Regions from separate parts of the Homo sapiens genome. Here region 1 is linked to region 2. The links are chromatin loops, found by intact Hi-C in ENCODE. Cell type or tissue: Caco-2. All regions are shown on one strand. Region 1 overlaps DNAH10 (dynein axonemal heavy chain 10). Region 2 holds the start of LOC124903043 (a long non-coding RNA gene).

Region 1 (8,000 bases), 130 kb after region 2:
AAAAAGAAAAGAAGAGAAAAATGTGAGGCTGGGGTCAAAGAAGGAACTAGAGTCATTTCTTCTGGAGTTCCCCTTCATAAGGAAGACACTGCATGATAAAATGAACACTACTCTTGACAATATAGACGTGACGGTAACGGTGATGGATTTCACAGGCTGGTTTCCTAGAATGATCCTAAACTGTCAGCCTCACACCCCAGAACAGTCTGTGGGCCACCAATGCGATGGGGTCCAGGCACTCAGCTTCCAGCTGGTCTGGCTGAGCTGCTGAGGGTGAGGCCCAGGAGGGAAGGGACAGAGTCTGGCGTGTCAGAGGCTGGCACATGAAACAGGCATTCAACACGCACAGACCGCGCTAACTAGGGGCTGACTTGAAATCAGCAAGGAATAGGCCATGTGTCCTTCACGTCTGTCACTCTCAACATGAACAAGGAAGTCCTCTGGGATTCTAGCCAATATTGAGTGACAGCGATTCTCTGCTGCCAGCTGAACACAGGCTCACGATGGCTTTCAGACAGTTGAAGTGGGGAGAGGGATCCTTTCTTTTTTGGAATGTTGAGGGGCCTAACAAGATCATGAAGGTCATCCCCCCATTCTGTGAGTGCCCTTCTGCCAGAAAGCCTCTGACCATCCAACTGATTTTCATTCTCTACCTTGCCACCCCCTCTAACTGTCCATATTTGTCAACTGTTTTAATCTACACACACCATTTTAAAGCATGCAACAAGATGAACTTACTTCAGGATGAGCTTTGTCAGGACCTCATAAATTTTCTTTTCCCAGTATTTGTAGTAGGAGGCCAGCTTGGGGGCCTTGCCTGTGTTGGTGTGGACGACCAGGCCCTCAACTTTGGTCAGCAGTGGTCCAATGGCAAGATACCACCGGACCATGTGGTCCACGTCGCTGGCCCTTTCTCGCTCAATGTGTTCAAAAAATTCCTTCACGCCTGGAGAGAAAGATGTCTGTTAGAGCTGTCCACGAACACAGGGAAGGACAGCACTCAAAAGGCAATCCAAACATGAGCTGTGTGTCTTAAAAAAACCAAAACCAGCCTCCAACCTCAGCCCAAAGCAGAACATAAGTCAATATCAGAACACACACTAAGCAACAAATAAATGACAACCAGTTACGCACATCTAGTGGCTTTTATACCTTTGGGCAATCTTGTTTTTCTTCAATTCATTGTTGACATATCTTGAATTCCTTGTTGACTAGTCTAAGACCACTTAAAGTATCTTTTTTTTTTTTTTTGAGACGGAGTCTCACTCTGTCACCCAGGCTGGAGTGCTGCAGTGGTGCGATCTGGGCTCACTGCAAGCTCCGCCTCCCAGGTTCACGCCATTCTCCTGCCTCAGCCTCCCGAGTAGCTGGGACTACAGGTGCCCACCACCACGCCCAGCTAATTTTTTGTATTTTTAGTAGAGACAGGGTTTCACCGTGTTAGCCAGGATGGTCTCGATTTCCTGACCTTGTGATCTGCCTGCCTCAGCCTCCCAAAGTGCTGGGATTATAGGCGTGAGCCACCGAGCCCTGCCTAAAGTATCTTTCTTTAGCAAGTAAATGTGAGCCCATAAAAAATACAACTAGCTTTACTGTTACAAAGTTATCAACAAAGTACCACAGGCTTTCGCAGATGAGGTGGGAGGATCACTTGAGGCCAGGAGTCCAAGACCAGCCTGGGCAACATAGTGAGCCCTCGTCTCAGAAAAAAACAAAACAAAAACAAATAAACATGAATTTGTTAAACTAAGCAATATATAAAACATGACAAAAAGTAATAGCTACCCGTGATTCTTTCAAGTAAATGACTGAGAGCATTAGAAATGGTTTGATGCCATTCATGGAACATACAAATACATATGTATATTTATAGGTACATATATACACATGTATGTATATACAATATATGTTCTCATTAATTCCATAACTGGAGAACCCAGAAGTCAGATCTACCTGGGAGTTCTTCCTCACTTTTAGCGGCTGGATATTTAAAGAGATTTATGGCCTCTATTAATGTCAGCCTGGAAGAAATGTCATCTGCATTCTTATGAATCTGGTGGACGAGAGACTCAAATTTCCCAATGGCCTGTTTGCAACCAGTTATATAGTCACCGATACCTTTGAAGAAAGAAAGAAAGAAAGACATTTGGCTTCCAACTCTGTCTTTCCACATCCCCCCACCAACGTCTGTGATGTTAATACTGGCATCCCTTTGCAGGAAAGACCCTGCTCATTCCAACCCCTTGGGTCTTTGGGCTGGCAAAGATCCACTTTGAACCCTAAGGGACTGGGACAAGGAGTCCTGAGCCCAGAATCAACCAAGCAATGCATCTCTTCTATTCAAATGTTAGCACGGTCCTGGCTGGAGCACCATGGGGAGAAAGGGACTATCAAGCCTAGCTGTCTTCTCACTGCTGGAGCTCCCTGAACCTCCACTCTGCACCACCTGCCCGCAGCCTCCTCTGGCCTGGAGCTTAGACGAACAGCAAGAACATGAACAGTAAACTCGGGCTAAGTACTTACGATCGGTCTCACTTTATGAAAATAAAAACCCCAAAGTGGATCACAGACTATACTGGGAAACATCATACTATAACATTTTTAGAAACAAAACACAAGGAGAGAAAAAAACTTATGATTCTTCGACTTGACAGCAAAAGTAGAACCCATTAAAGGAAAAATTGATACACTGGACTTAGTTGAAATTTACAGTTTTTGCTCTACCAGAGGCCCTCCTACGAGAAAGAAAAGACAAGCGACAGAGTGGGAGAAAATAGCTGCAAACCACACATCCAATAAAAGACGAGTATCTAGAGTATACCAAGGATGCTCAAAACTCAACAGTAAAGAAAACAAACAATCTAATTAGAAAATAGGCAAAAGACATAAAAAGACGTGTTGCTGAAGAGGCCATACACATGACATATTTGTGCTTATTAGCACATGAAAAGATGCTCAACACCATTAGCCATTACAGAAGTCAAATCAGAACCATGAGATATCATTACACAGCTATCAGATGGCCAAAATTAAAAAAAAAAAAAAAAAGTGACAGCAAAACTGGCCAGGATGCAGAGAAACCGAGTCACTCATATATTGATGATGGAAATGTAAAATGGCACAGCCGCCCTGTAAGACAGCATGACAGTAAAACAAAAACAAAAACAAAAAAAGGCCACACGTGGTGGCTCACGCCTGTAATCCCAGCACTTTGAAAGGCCAAGGCGGATGGATCACTTGAGGCCAGGAGTTCAAGATCAGCCTGGCCAACATGGCAAAACCCCATCTCTACTAAAAATACAAAAGTGAGCCAGAAGTGGTGGCAGGTGCCTATAATCCAAGCTACTCGGGAGGCTGAGGCAGGAGAATCGCTTGAACCCAGGAGGTGGAGATTGCAGTGAGCTGAGATTGCCCCACTGCACTCCAGCCTGGACAACAAGAGCGAAACTCCATCTCAAAACAACAACAACAACAACCTTAAACTAAACATGCAACTACCGTGCAACTCAGCAACTGCACTCCTGGGCATTTATCCCAGAAAAAGTGAAGACTCCTGTCACACAAAACCCTGTACACAAATGTTTATAGCAGCTTTATTCCTAAGAGCCAAAACCGGAAACAACCTAGTTGTCCTTCAAAAGGTGAAAGGCTGAACAAACTATGGTACATTGATACCGTGGGGTATGCTTCGAAAATCCACAGACTGTTGACACATCCAACAAGGGCAGATCTTTGAAGACTTAGGCTGAGCAAGAAGAGCCAAATCAAAAAAGGGCTATGTGTTATCTCATTTATATAACACTCTGAAATGACAACATTACAGAAATTGAATAAAGATTCATGGTTGCCAGGGATTAAGGAGAGGGCAAGGATGGGAGGGAAGTGGACTTGACAGTACTCGCTGTGGTGTTGAAAATGCTCTCTATCTCGACTGTATCAATGTCAATATCTTGGTTGTGATCTTAACTAGTTTTGCAAGAAGTTACTACTTAGGGAAAATGACTAAAGGGTACGAAGGCTCCCTCTGTCGTAATTCTTAACAACTGCATGTGAATCTATAATTACCTCCAAATTACATTTTTAATTAAAAAAATAAAAGTAAAGGTGATTTTCTTTTGGGAGAAATGTGCTTTGGGTCTGCAGAGTGTGAAAATATCACCCCTCTTATCTTCATCCCAACGACAGCCTGGAGATCAGTTCTAAGTTCCGCAACTTGTATTTCTTAACCCTCAAAAATTGTTAATTGTCTCTATAAACATATGAAAATGGTAATTCAAATAAAACAACCTAAAAGAATTACTTTGCATCCCAAGTCTAAAAGGCAATCAATAGATGAATGACGTTACCTAGTGAGTTCCAGTTCAACCTCTTATATCCCGACCTAAACACTCGGAGCAGTTCCTGGGAATGATCTTTGAGAAGCACAGACTCCGCATCGTTTAACGTTCCTATGAGCATGTGATAATGATCCAACATGCGCTGTATCCCAGCTGTGTACCTGCACATGACAGGAATGTCATAAACCTGAGGAGAGCACCTTTAAGCTCATCAAAAGCTTTTGCGGTCAAGAGATTACAAAAGACCGTGGTCTCAATCAAGACCAACCTTGATCAAGAGATTTGCAGAAATTTAAAACATCACTCTTCTCATTAACTTTCTTTTTTGGAAAATATTGGTTACTTCTCATTAAAGATGTTATTTATATTACATGAAATAGGTTTACTATTGTTGATCCCTATTTTAAACTTTTCTTTTTTTTTTTGAGATGGAGTCTCGCTCTGTCGCCTAGGCTGGAGTGCAGTGGCACGATCTCGGCTCACTGCAACCTCTGCCTGCCAGGTTCAGGCAATTCTCCTGCCTCAGCCTCCCAAGTAGCTGAGACTACAGGCATGAGCCACCATGCCCAGCTAATTTTTGTAGTTTTAGTAGAGATGGGGTTTCACCATGCTGGCCAGGCTGGTCTTGAACTCCTGACCTCATGATCTGCCCGCCTCGGCCTCCCAAAGTACTGGGATTACAGGCGTGAGCCACCACACCCAACCCCATATTTTAAACTTTTCTTAGCTTCAATTTTTTTTTCTTCTTTTTTTTTTTTTGGATACAGGCTCTCGCTCTGTCTCCCAGGCTGGAGATAGAGCAATCACGGTTCACTGCAGCCTCAATCTCCCAGGTTCAAGGAATCCTCCCACCTAAGCCTCCCAAGTAGCTGAGACTACAGGTAGCACCACAACGCCCAGGCCTTAGCTTCAATTTCTAATGTGGTAAGAATTCATAATTATAAAATCCACAAAAATGAAAGCTTTTGGAGGGGTCCTCAATAATTTTTAAGAGCGTAAAGGGGTCCCAAGAACAAAAAGCTTACTGCTAATTTAAAAGAAGAATTTTTTTACCTAAGGAATTTGTCTTCCTGGAGAGCAACATTTCTTGCTAATTCAGGGACAGTGAACCCCAGCTGCTCTAAGTACTTTGTTTCATTAATAATCTCTCTGAGAGCCGGTGAAAAGTTGATTGCAAAAACAGCTCCCCTTTCTAAAGTCGAAGGCTCCTCTGTGGCGATGGAAGACTGTGGAAGAGACATTCCATCAGCGCGGCCAGGGCAGTCCAAGAGACAGTTGGATCAACACAACCCACACCAAAAGTGAACATGAAAAAGATCAACACTGGGCCCTTCACCAGACGGGGGTGCTGGCTGGAACTGGCTGGAATATGTATTTTGTTTGGTGAACGGAGATTTTGAAGAATCAATTCAGTTGCCGGCATTTGAAAATGGAGCAATTTCACCTAAAAATTCCTTCTGCCTTCCCTTGAAACACTGGAAAATCTGACATGGAGCAGTTGCCTCTTTGGTCGGATCTGAGCCCACCTGTTCCCTAGGGGTCCCACCTGGCCCTCTCCACTTGCTTTGGTCCCTACGTCAGGATTTCAGGAACCAAAGACCTAAAACTGCCAGGCTGCATCTTTCCTCCCTAACGGCAGGTGTTCGTTTATCGAGCATTCACCAAGTGCGGGGCCCAGAGCTGAAGAAGAGGATGAATCAGGTGGAATGGCATTTTTCTGCAGGTTAAAGATGGCCAGCTGTCAGCTCTGTTTCATATATGATTCAACCAACCCTTTGCTTGTCTACATCATCTGATTTATAAAACGCATTTCATAAATGGGGAAACGGAGGCTTGGTATTCAGCCACTTGCCCAAGAAGTCAGTAGGGCTGCCCGTTTCCAGCCCGCGTCCTAGCCATGGCATCGTGCCATCTCCACTCTTTCCTTTCTCCTCCTCCCCTAGCCCTTCCTTGTCTTTGATTCTGGAAACTGACCCAACTTCATGAATGTCAACAAATCAAGCCTTGAGAAAATGTGGCAGACGCCATCGTCTCACGCGGCAATCGGGAATGAGGGCGTGGGCAGCGCACCTTGGTCAAAAGGCTCTTCTTCATGAGAGCTGGCAGCACCTGCTCCGTCACCTCCATCCACTGCTCATACTTTCTGTCTTCATACTCCTTCATTGTCCTACCTACTTCCAAATATTTTTGTTTGACCTATCAAAGAATTCAAGCAACCGTCATTTTGTCCTTGAAAATAACATTTTTCATCTCGCTCTACACAGATAATTTATACAAATTATAAATATAATATATAAATTATTATAAACATTATATAATTTTTTTTTTTTTTTTTTGGAGACGGAGTCTCACTCTGTCGCCCAGGCTGGAGTGTAGTAGCGCGATCTCAGCTCACTACATCCTTCGCCTCCCGGGCTCAAGCGATTCTCCTGCCTCAGCCTCCCAAGTAGCTAGGATTACAGGCACATGCCACCACACCCAGCTAATTTTTGTATTTTAGTAGAGACAGGGTTTCACCATGTTGGCCAGGCTGGTCTTGAACTCCTGACCTCAGGTGATCTGCCCACCTCGGCCTTTCAAAGTGCTGGGATTACAGGTGTGAGCCACTGCACCTGGTCATTTTTATATAATTATATATAAACATTTTTTCATATCTTTCTACATAATTTTGTATACATACATTATAAATATAATAAATAAAAATGTTAATATAATAAATAATATATAGTTATATAATATTAAATAATATAATATAAAATAGTATTAGATATAAACACATTTTGAAAAAGGAAGTCAATAGATTTTCCCAAAGCTTGGAGAGTTGGTCTGCGATGGTGATATAGCACAGATCTCTGTCCTCCCAAATCTCATACTGCATTGTAATCCCCAGTGTTGGAGGTGGGGCCTGCTGGGAGGCAACTGGATCACGAAGGCGGAATTCTCGTGAATGGTTTGCACCACCTCTCTTGGGACTGTCCTGGTGATGCTGAGTGAGTTCTTGGGAGATCTGCTCAAGTGAAAGTGGGCAGCACCTGCCCCTTCACTCTCTCTTGCTCCTGCTCCCACTGTGTGAGGTACCTGCCCCCACTTTGCCTTCCACCATGATTGGGAGTTTCCTGGGACCTCCCAGGAAGGCTATGCTACCTGTACAGCCTGCAGAACTGTGAGCCAATTAAACCTCTTTTCTTATAAATTACCCAGTTTCTTTATAGCAAAATGGACTAATATAGTTGATAACTTGAAATCTAGGTTGACTGGCAGCCTTCTGCAAACCACAGTCCATGAACTGCCTTGGTCTCTACCCATGAACTAAGAACAGCTTTTACATGAAGAGAAGGAAATGATTTAGATGATTAAAAAGAAATCAAAAGAATAATAATGCTTTGTAACTCAAGAAAAAGATATGAAATTCAAATTCAGCATCCATAAATAAAGTTTTATTGGACACAGCCACGCCTGTTCAAAACGTATTATCTGGGGGATACTTTATTGCAGCAACGACAGGTTGAGTCGTTGCAGAGAAATTGTCCAAACCCCTAAAATATTTACTATCGGGATCTTCAAAGAAATGGCTTACCAGCCTCTGCTATATAACATATAAAAATCCATGGGTGGGGGGTGAGATCATATCGAAAAGATGGTAGGCATCCTCCAAAGAAGCTG
Region 2 (8,000 bases):
AAAATACCGTAAGCAAAGTCAAGACTTATGACAAGCTTGGAGAAATACCTGCAACACTGGCAGACCAAGGGCTAATTTCTTTGATTTGCAAAGAGCTCTTAAACATCAATGAGAAAGATGGAGACCTCACTAAAAATGAAATCCAGATACAAAAGGACAATTCACAGAAAAACAAACACAAAATGTCTGTAAAGCATGCAAAATACGCTCAGACTCACCATAATTAAAGACATGCAAAACAATGAGATATTATTTTCACCTATCAGGGAGACAGTGATCCAAAATGTTAAGAACGCAGCATTGCAGCGGAGTGAGGAAAGAAGCACTCTCATAGACTGTGGTTTCAGCCTTTCTAAGAACCATCCAACAAGAGCTATCAAAATTTAAAATGCACAAGCTCTTTGATCCAACTCTTCCACTGTCAGAATTTACCCATGGAATATACCCCTATGCATATTCATATACATGTGCACCAGAATGTTATTTGTATTAGCAAAAAAAAAAAAAAAATGGTAACCACCGAAATGTAGGCAGTTACCATATTTTTAGGATACAGAAGGAGGAGAAAGGATATGAAACATTTGTACAATGGCATACTCTAAAAAAGAACGAGCTAGCTGTGTACTAATATGGAACAAGTGCCAAGATATACACTTAGATAAAATAATCGGGTATGTAAGAGTATGCTTCAAAGTCTTCAAAAGAAAAGGAAAAACAAAAGATACAGATAGGCTTGTAAGAATCTCAGACCATTTCCAGAGCACCCAATAAACTTTAACAGAGGTTACTGCTGGGCAATGGAAAGAGGGGATTGGGAGGTGGTTTGAGGAGTCTAGGCTGACACCTGAATCGGCAGAGAGGAGGCGGTGACGTGCCACTTACCCACAACATGTACTGGCTGAACCGCCGCAGGAAGTAGACCATCCAGTTTCCAAGGGACTTTAAGGTGTCAGGAGCAAGCCTTCTCCAGATATTAGGGATATGCCCGATAAAAAGAGACCTGGCCACATCATCTAACTCATTGCTCATTCCAACTTCTCCAGCCAAGGCCTATTTAGAATCAAGAGCAATCGGGCAGGACTCTATCAGAACCCCAGGTGCCACGTATCTAGGCAGTAATCTGCACATGAGAGACAGGCTCACCCTTTGAAGTTCAGCCAGAGACTTCGTCATCCGGACCACAAGCTTGTTGAAGCGTTCCAGTTCCTGCAGGAGCACCACCGAAGTGGGGGAGAGTCCTGTTCCGAGGCGCTTCCTCACCTGGTCCAAGTCAAAGACTTTGGGCATCTTGTTTTCTATTTCTTTGGCCACTTGGCCAATATAATCATCGCGGCTGATACCACTGCTGGATTCCCCTAAAACCAGGACACTTTTCAGAGAAAGCAAGGCATCCACGTGCAGAACCGGAGCCTCCTGAGCCTTCCAGTTCTGGGAAAGGCATCAGCAACGTGGGAGGGCTACAAGAAGCAATCGTAAAACCCCAATCAAACTAATGAAGTCCTCCTGAGTAGAGTTTACCTGTCTGAGGCTGCAGCTCCAGCAGGTGAGCCCACATGTCTCGAGCCGCCTGCGTGTAATAGCCAATCTCAGCGTTGGGGTGGAGACCAAACACTTCTGGCGTGTTGGCAAGCGGGAGGGCCTCGATGGCTTCTGCAATCACAGAGAACAACGGAGGTGGCACTGTCCAGCCACCTGTGCTTTCTCAGGGCCCACAGCCTCAAAGTCTCCAAGACATGCAAGACTAATTTCCACTGTTTAGAGGGTGACTTTTTTTTTTTTTGAGACAGGGTCTTAGTCACCCAGGCTGAAGTGCACTGACATGGTCATTGATCACTACAGCCTCGACCTCCTGGGCTCAAGCTCTTCTCCCATCTCAGCCTCCCAAGTAGCTGGTACTACAGGTATTCACCACCACACTCAGCTAATATTTTTGTTTTTTGTTTTTTTGTTTTGATTTTTTGTTTATTTTTTGTAGAGATGGGATCTTGCTTGGTTGCCCAGGCTGGTCTTGAACTTCTGGGCTCAAGCGATCTGCCCTTCTTGGCCTTCCAAAGAAGGGATTACAGGTGCGAGCCACCATGACCAGCCAATGACATGTTTTTAATGTAAAAATTCTACACTACCACACCCAGTCCAGCCGTATGTTCATCTTTTACGAAAATGGCTCAGTGAGCTTCACTGTGGCCATTCTGCCCTTCCAGGTGGAACCTGATTTATTTACCATCATTCCAGGATGGGAAATCTGAACTCTATCAGTCAGCTCTGCAGCCAGGAAGCGTCTGCCGAGCCACCTAACAGGCTTAACAGACCACACCTGACCAGCCGAGGAGCCCCCACCAGGAGAGGAGCCGGTTGAAATGTATGGTCTCCCTTAGAAAAAGCCTTGAAAACATCTTTTCATGTCTGAGAAATCTCACCAACAAATTTCTCCTTTTCATCACCAACAGGGATTTTGTAGTCCACTTCCTTGTTCCGGAAGAAGTGGAATGGCTGGAAAGTATCAAAAATGAAGTCCCCCAGGTACTCATCCATGTAGATGGTCAGGATGCGGCGATCAAAGCTGTCGATGGCCCGTCCTCCATACATGACCTGAAATTAGAGGGCCTGAGAGCCAGCCAGGAGCTCAGAACCTACTGTGTGCACCCTGGGGGCCCGGGGCCAGAGGCTCACCCAGGGTCAAGAGACTCCAGCAGCCTGGCTGCTGCAAGGCTTGAACCTGTTGACTTGCATAACCTTTCGGGCCACTGTTCACACAATTGATCTGTGGCTTTGCTGGCTTCCCAAGGGATAGGGCCCAAAGCAGTAAGAAGCCCTCAGGAAGTGTTGGGAGCTCCTGTGCAGCAGGCAAAGTCCCCCAAACACATCAAACAAACAGCTGAAGAAGCCAGCAGCTGCTTCTGTCTTTGGAATTGATGTCACTGCCTGAGCCGTGTGCAGACCACCGGGGATGCTTCCTGTGAGCTCTGTATACAGCAACAGCTGAGGCAAGGGGCTAGAGGATGCCTTGCCTGGATCCCCAGCCATGGATCCAGCTCAGGGAACCTCCATGTGAACAGAGCTCACTTAGGACAAAGAACAACCAGGTGAGAGCAGAGAGAATTGTCACAGAAACCCAAGGGGAACACAGGGGCAGAAGAGGCTGGTTCTGAGGGCTCAGAGGAAAATAGGGGCACGAGGCCACAGCTCTGTAGCCCCAGAGGCACCTGCGGAAGGATCCCCGGTCACCCCTACCTCTCCAATTAGGTACTTGAGGCTGCCCCACGGGATCCTTGGGTCCCGTTGCTGGAAGGCTTTCGTTAAGTACGTGTTCAGAATTTCCATGCAGACCTTGAAAGAAGAGAACACGCTCAGTTATACTGAAACCCACCAAGCTGTTCACATTCTGATACTTTTCTGAAAAGGCTGCTGGGAACGGTGCAACCCTGCTGTGGTTGAACCCGGAGGAAAGTCGGGAGGAAGTGGGCCGCCTAAGGAAGCCATTTCCAAGGAGAAGCAGCCACTGTCACCTGGAAGTCAGACTCATTGAAGTCATAGTACACGTTCCAGCCAATCTTCCCAAACTTCCTTCTCTCCTGCACCACAGCATGAAAGAACGCCAGCACGTAGACCAGCGGCTTGAAGGCAGGGTGCGGGCACTGGTCCAGCATTTCGTGAGAGATCTTGAAGTAAGTTGCCCTCATGTTGAGTTTCAGCCCATTGGGTGGCTCGGTGACAACCTTCAGAAGAGAAGAAAACACACAGTGATGGAGACCGCAGGCCCACAAGCTTGGAAGAGTGTGCACAATGCAGGCACTGCGCTTTCCTTCCTCTCTACGGAGCCATCTGTCTGAGACCTCCAATAGCTAAAGTCTCTTGTCCAGGGCCCAGGCTGAGAAGTTAAAGGACTAGATGTTCTGGCTCTCAGGGTCAAGGGTCAAGAGTCTTTGACCTTCCTCTGAACCATGAGATCCTTTACTATATATAAAATGAAAGTAAAGTCTTCCCTCCACCTCCCCAGAGAGAGAGAGAGAGACAGAGAATGACAAAACCTTTCCAAAAGAATTTCCCGGAGAATAAATTAAATGGGGCATGTAAACCACGCGAAACTCCTGCAGTCAGCACTAGCGAACTGCAGGCTGTGTGTGGGGGGGGGGGCCGTGAAGTTTATGAAAAGTAGCGTAGATATTGTTAGGGACACATGCAGAATTGGTAGAGATAGGCCTGGGAGTCACAAACACCCAACCCAGGACAGCGGCTCCCTCTAAAGAGAGAGGTGGGATTGAGAAGGGTTTCAACCGCAAGGTTTCACCTGCAGCCTAAGGTTTATTTCTACACAGACAAAGGCACACCCCGGCCCCAGAGCAGCATGCAGGTGTTCTGAGAAGCTGCGTGCTGGCATGTTGATGTCCATCCTGAAGCCAGACCTTTAGGGACTTCTGCAGAATCCCAATGGGGAAGCCCTTGGTGGGGTCCGTGGTGAGCCACAGGCGGAAGTCTGGGTGGGGCTTGGTGATCCTCTCCAGGGACTTCTCCAGATCTTTCAGCCACTTGACCAGGAGGTGGCAGTTCTGCAGCATCAGCCACTGCCCCCGAGCCACCGCCGTCTCCAGCAGCTGCAGGGCCACCTGCGCCGGGGGAGAGGGAAGAGGAGAGGGGTTGGCATCCAAACCCAACCCCGTGCTCTCCAGAGACCCACTCCACACCCACAGAAGGGCGATGGCAGCTCCAGCAGAAGCCAAAAGCAAGCCGAGGATCCAGGAGCTACAGGTGGAGCCTTCAAATAAACCATCTTTGAGAAACCCCATGGGCCCCGTGGGTGCACTGAGCTGGTCACACCCAGCCTGGAAGATGGGTGAGCATTTTGCACTCATCTGCCTCCCTGGCCCTGGAAGTCCCAGCTCCTCCCACACAGTCGCTCCTGTCCCCTGAGGACTCCTGAGCAGGGCTGCAAGAGACCAGCTAAAGCCCACCAGGAAGTCGGGACTGTCCTGGCCACTGTAAGATCTTCAGGGCCCTAGGCCTGGAAAACAATCACCATGTCCCCTCCCAAATGTAATTCAAAGCACAAACAAGCTAAACACCCAAATCAAGCCTTGCTTTCTGAAATGGCTTAAAACACATGAGTGCTGGCGTTACAATAGCTTATTTCAGTGTTGTGGTTGAGAGAGCTGGCCCGCCTTGCTGGTGCCCAGGGCTTGCCTCCTGGGCCATCCAGCATGGGTATTGCCATCCTCATCTCACCCAGGGGCTTTCAGCAGTAGAGGGGCTTACCCAAAGCCTCACAGTTCATAGCAAAGCCAGGACTGGCAGTCAGCTCCCTCTGACCCCAACACGCATGCCTGCAACCATCACACTTACTGACGCACAGACTTTTCCTGCAAGCTTTGTCCCACATTGTACTGAACTTGTGTAGCAAGTTCTAGCAGGGAGCACTGTGATGCAGAGAGGCAAGACCTCAGCAAAGAAAGCTCACTGGCTCAGAAAGGTAGGAGGATTTGCACCACAGTTCTGTCCTGAATGGTCCTGGGCTCAGCCTCTCTCCACCCACTCCCTTGGCCATGCAATTGGGGCCATAATAATCCTGATCCACAATGAGGCTGTTCAGGGACTAAGGAAGGTAAGGACTGTGTGTGAAAGGGCTTTGAAAACAGCACAGCCTGAGCATCGTGTCTCATGCCTGTGATCCCAACACTTTGGGAGGCCGAAGTGGAAGGATCGCTTGAGCCCAGGAGTTCAAGACCAGCCAGGGCAACATGGTGACGTGTTTGTATTTTTCTCTACAGAAAATACCAAAAAAATTAGCCAGGCATGGTGACGCATGCCTGTAGTCTCAGCTGCTACTGGGGAGGCTGAGGCAGGACGATCACTTCACAATCAGGAGGTCGAGGCTGCAGTGAGCTATGTTCGCACCACTGCACTCCAGCCTGGGTGACAGAGTGAGACCCTGTCTCAAAAAGAAAAGAAAAAGGAAAAAAAAAGAAAACAGCACAGCACCATGATCACAACATGAGGTTGTGAAATCATAACTATTATTGTCATCTTCCCAGTGTTTCATTACTGCTTCTTAGCTCGGAAATGCATCCAACTGATTTGTGGCGTGGCACTCAGCTTAAACCCAGGTTAGCTCCTTCTTAGCAGACACCAGGGACCTCCCCTAAACGTAGAGCTTGTTCCTTTCAGCCACAAATTACCTTTTCTTGACCTTGACCCATTGCAAGGAATTTGAGGCGATTTCCTCCAAAACCACTTCGCTCTGCTAATTTCATAAGATCAGTGGCAGGGTCGGAGCCAGGACTCAGGATAAACACAATGGGCGAATGTGGAGTGCTCTGCTCAAAAATAGCTTCAAAGCTGATCATTGGGGGCTGCACATACCTGGTGAAAGAAACACAGTCAGAAAACTCTCCCGCGAGGACAGCTCCAGACCAGGGGCTGGTCTGTCTGATCAGCGCTGCCTCCTCCGGTGTCCAGAACCTTCTGACCACTCCTCTGGGATAGCTCGTTGCAGTCTTCCCTGTTTTAGATTCTAGTTTCTATGCACGTCTCCCACCCTGATGGGGAACTCCTGAGTGGCAGGGACTTCTCTGTACCCCCTCACACTCGATTCAGTTGGTTTGTGCTGAGCTGGGCACCTCAGCTTGCCCTCTAGGTGGGCCTGCCCATGGCACAAAACCCTGAGGTTCCACAGGCGTGTCCTGAATGGTCCACATCTTGAGTTTTGAGTTTTGTGTTTTGTGTGTGGGTTTTTTCTTTTTCTTTTTTTTTTTTTTTTTTAAATTGAAATATATAATCTCACTCTGTTGCCCAGGCTGGAGTACAGTGGTACTATCACAGCTCACTGCAGCCTCAAACTCTTGGGCTCAAGCAATCCTCCCACCTCAGCTTCCTTAGTAGCTTGACTACAGGTGTGCACCACCACGCCTGGCTAATTCTTTTTTATTTTTTATTTTTTAGAGGCAGTATCTCACTATGTTGCCCAGGCTGGGTCTCGAACTCCTGGCCTCAAGCGATCCTCCCACATCAGCTTCCTGAAGTGCTGGGATTACAGGTGTGAGCCACCGCACCTGACCCAGATGTGCGTTTTAAAATTCATTGCAAACACAAAGATATTGGGATATTTCAGGAAAAAATCTGAAGTCCTAGCTTCTTTCAGAGTCAGAGGATCCAGCCACTGTGGGTTCCCAATGGCACCTGGTATCAGTCAGCAGGAGCTAAGGGCAGCTGCCCAGGGACCAGGACCCCACCCAGCCTCATCACTCACTGCCATGGCCTGCTGGCTACAAGGGCACATCTGAGCTGCAGCCCCACACGCTCCGCCTGGCTTCGTACCCCATGCTAGAGCTACATTGTCCAGTGCGATGGCCGTGAGGCACAGCACTTAAAATGTGGCTAGCCCCAATTGAGATGTGCTGTAAGTGTGAATTCACACAGGATTTTGTAGACTTAATACCAGAAAAAAGCATGTAAAATGTCTCAATCATGTTCATATTGATTATACATTCAAATGATAATTTTAATATATTCATTTAAATAAAATGTTATTACAATTAATTGCGCCCATTTCTTTTCTAATGTAGCTACTAGAACTTTCGAAACTGCATATGTGGCTCACACTGAATTTCTTATGACTAGCACTGTTCTAGAATATTGAAGAATTCTAGAATATCGGCTATCGAATATTGTACAGCAGGGTGGCGACAGCTGTCTCGGGAGCTGGTCAGCCTCTGCTTTCTTTGAGTCCAAGGTGGGAGGACGCTAGAGATTCCACCCCACGGAAAGTGGCAAATCAACAAAACGACACACTTACTTCTCTCCCATTGTTACAGTCACATAGTCAGTCACGGCCCGATAGACCCGATCCACACGGAAACAGCGCAAAATAAGCAACTTCTGGAAAGGGGTGATGTTGTTATCGTAACCCAAGGGGACGGGAAACTGCTCCAGTGAATCCAGGTCATACCACTGGGAAAAGCAAAGAATATTCATTGTGCGTCAACTCAGAAATGACATAGGTCCCCATT

The links. Peaks named below come from ENCODE experiments on the same cell type or tissue, not always from the same donor. Only the 100,000 strongest peaks of a DNase experiment are listed, where the experiment ranks them.
Region 1: it touches region 2 in a loop (16-fold over the local background); 2 of 110 quality-filtered maps call a loop at or near these places.

Annotation. Positions count from the first base shown.
Region 1 is chr12:123,797,779-123,805,778 of GRCh38, reverse strand. DNAH10 (dynein axonemal heavy chain 10) reads right to left here. Exons shown (of 79, transcript NM_001372106.1): 14 at 6,408-6,533; 15 at 5,391-5,563; 16 at 4,347-4,498; 17 at 1,954-2,118; 18 at 739-946. Among named protein-coding and RNA genes, the nearest start is that of DNAH10, 39 kb to the right of the region's middle. In Caco-2, no CTCF peak of the experiment used is centred here; no DNase peak of the experiment used is centred here.
Region 2 is chr12:123,924,991-123,932,990 of GRCh38, reverse strand. It overlaps DNAH10 (dynein axonemal heavy chain 10), which reads right to left. Exons shown (of 79, transcript NM_001372106.1): 68 at 7,787-7,941; 69 at 6,171-6,354; 70 at 4,404-4,604; 71 at 3,507-3,716; 72 at 3,232-3,327; 73 at 2,418-2,589; 74 at 1,519-1,650; 75 at 1,144-1,355; 76 at 883-1,050. DNAH10OS (dynein axonemal heavy chain 10 opposite strand) reads left to right here. Exons shown (of 2, transcript NR_187476.1): 2 at 2,448-5,936. It overlaps LOC124903043 (a long non-coding RNA gene), which reads left to right and starts at 7,974. Exons shown (of 2, transcript XR_007063505.1): 1 at 7,974-8,000. In Caco-2, no CTCF peak of the experiment used is centred here; a DNase peak (open chromatin) is centred at 4,560.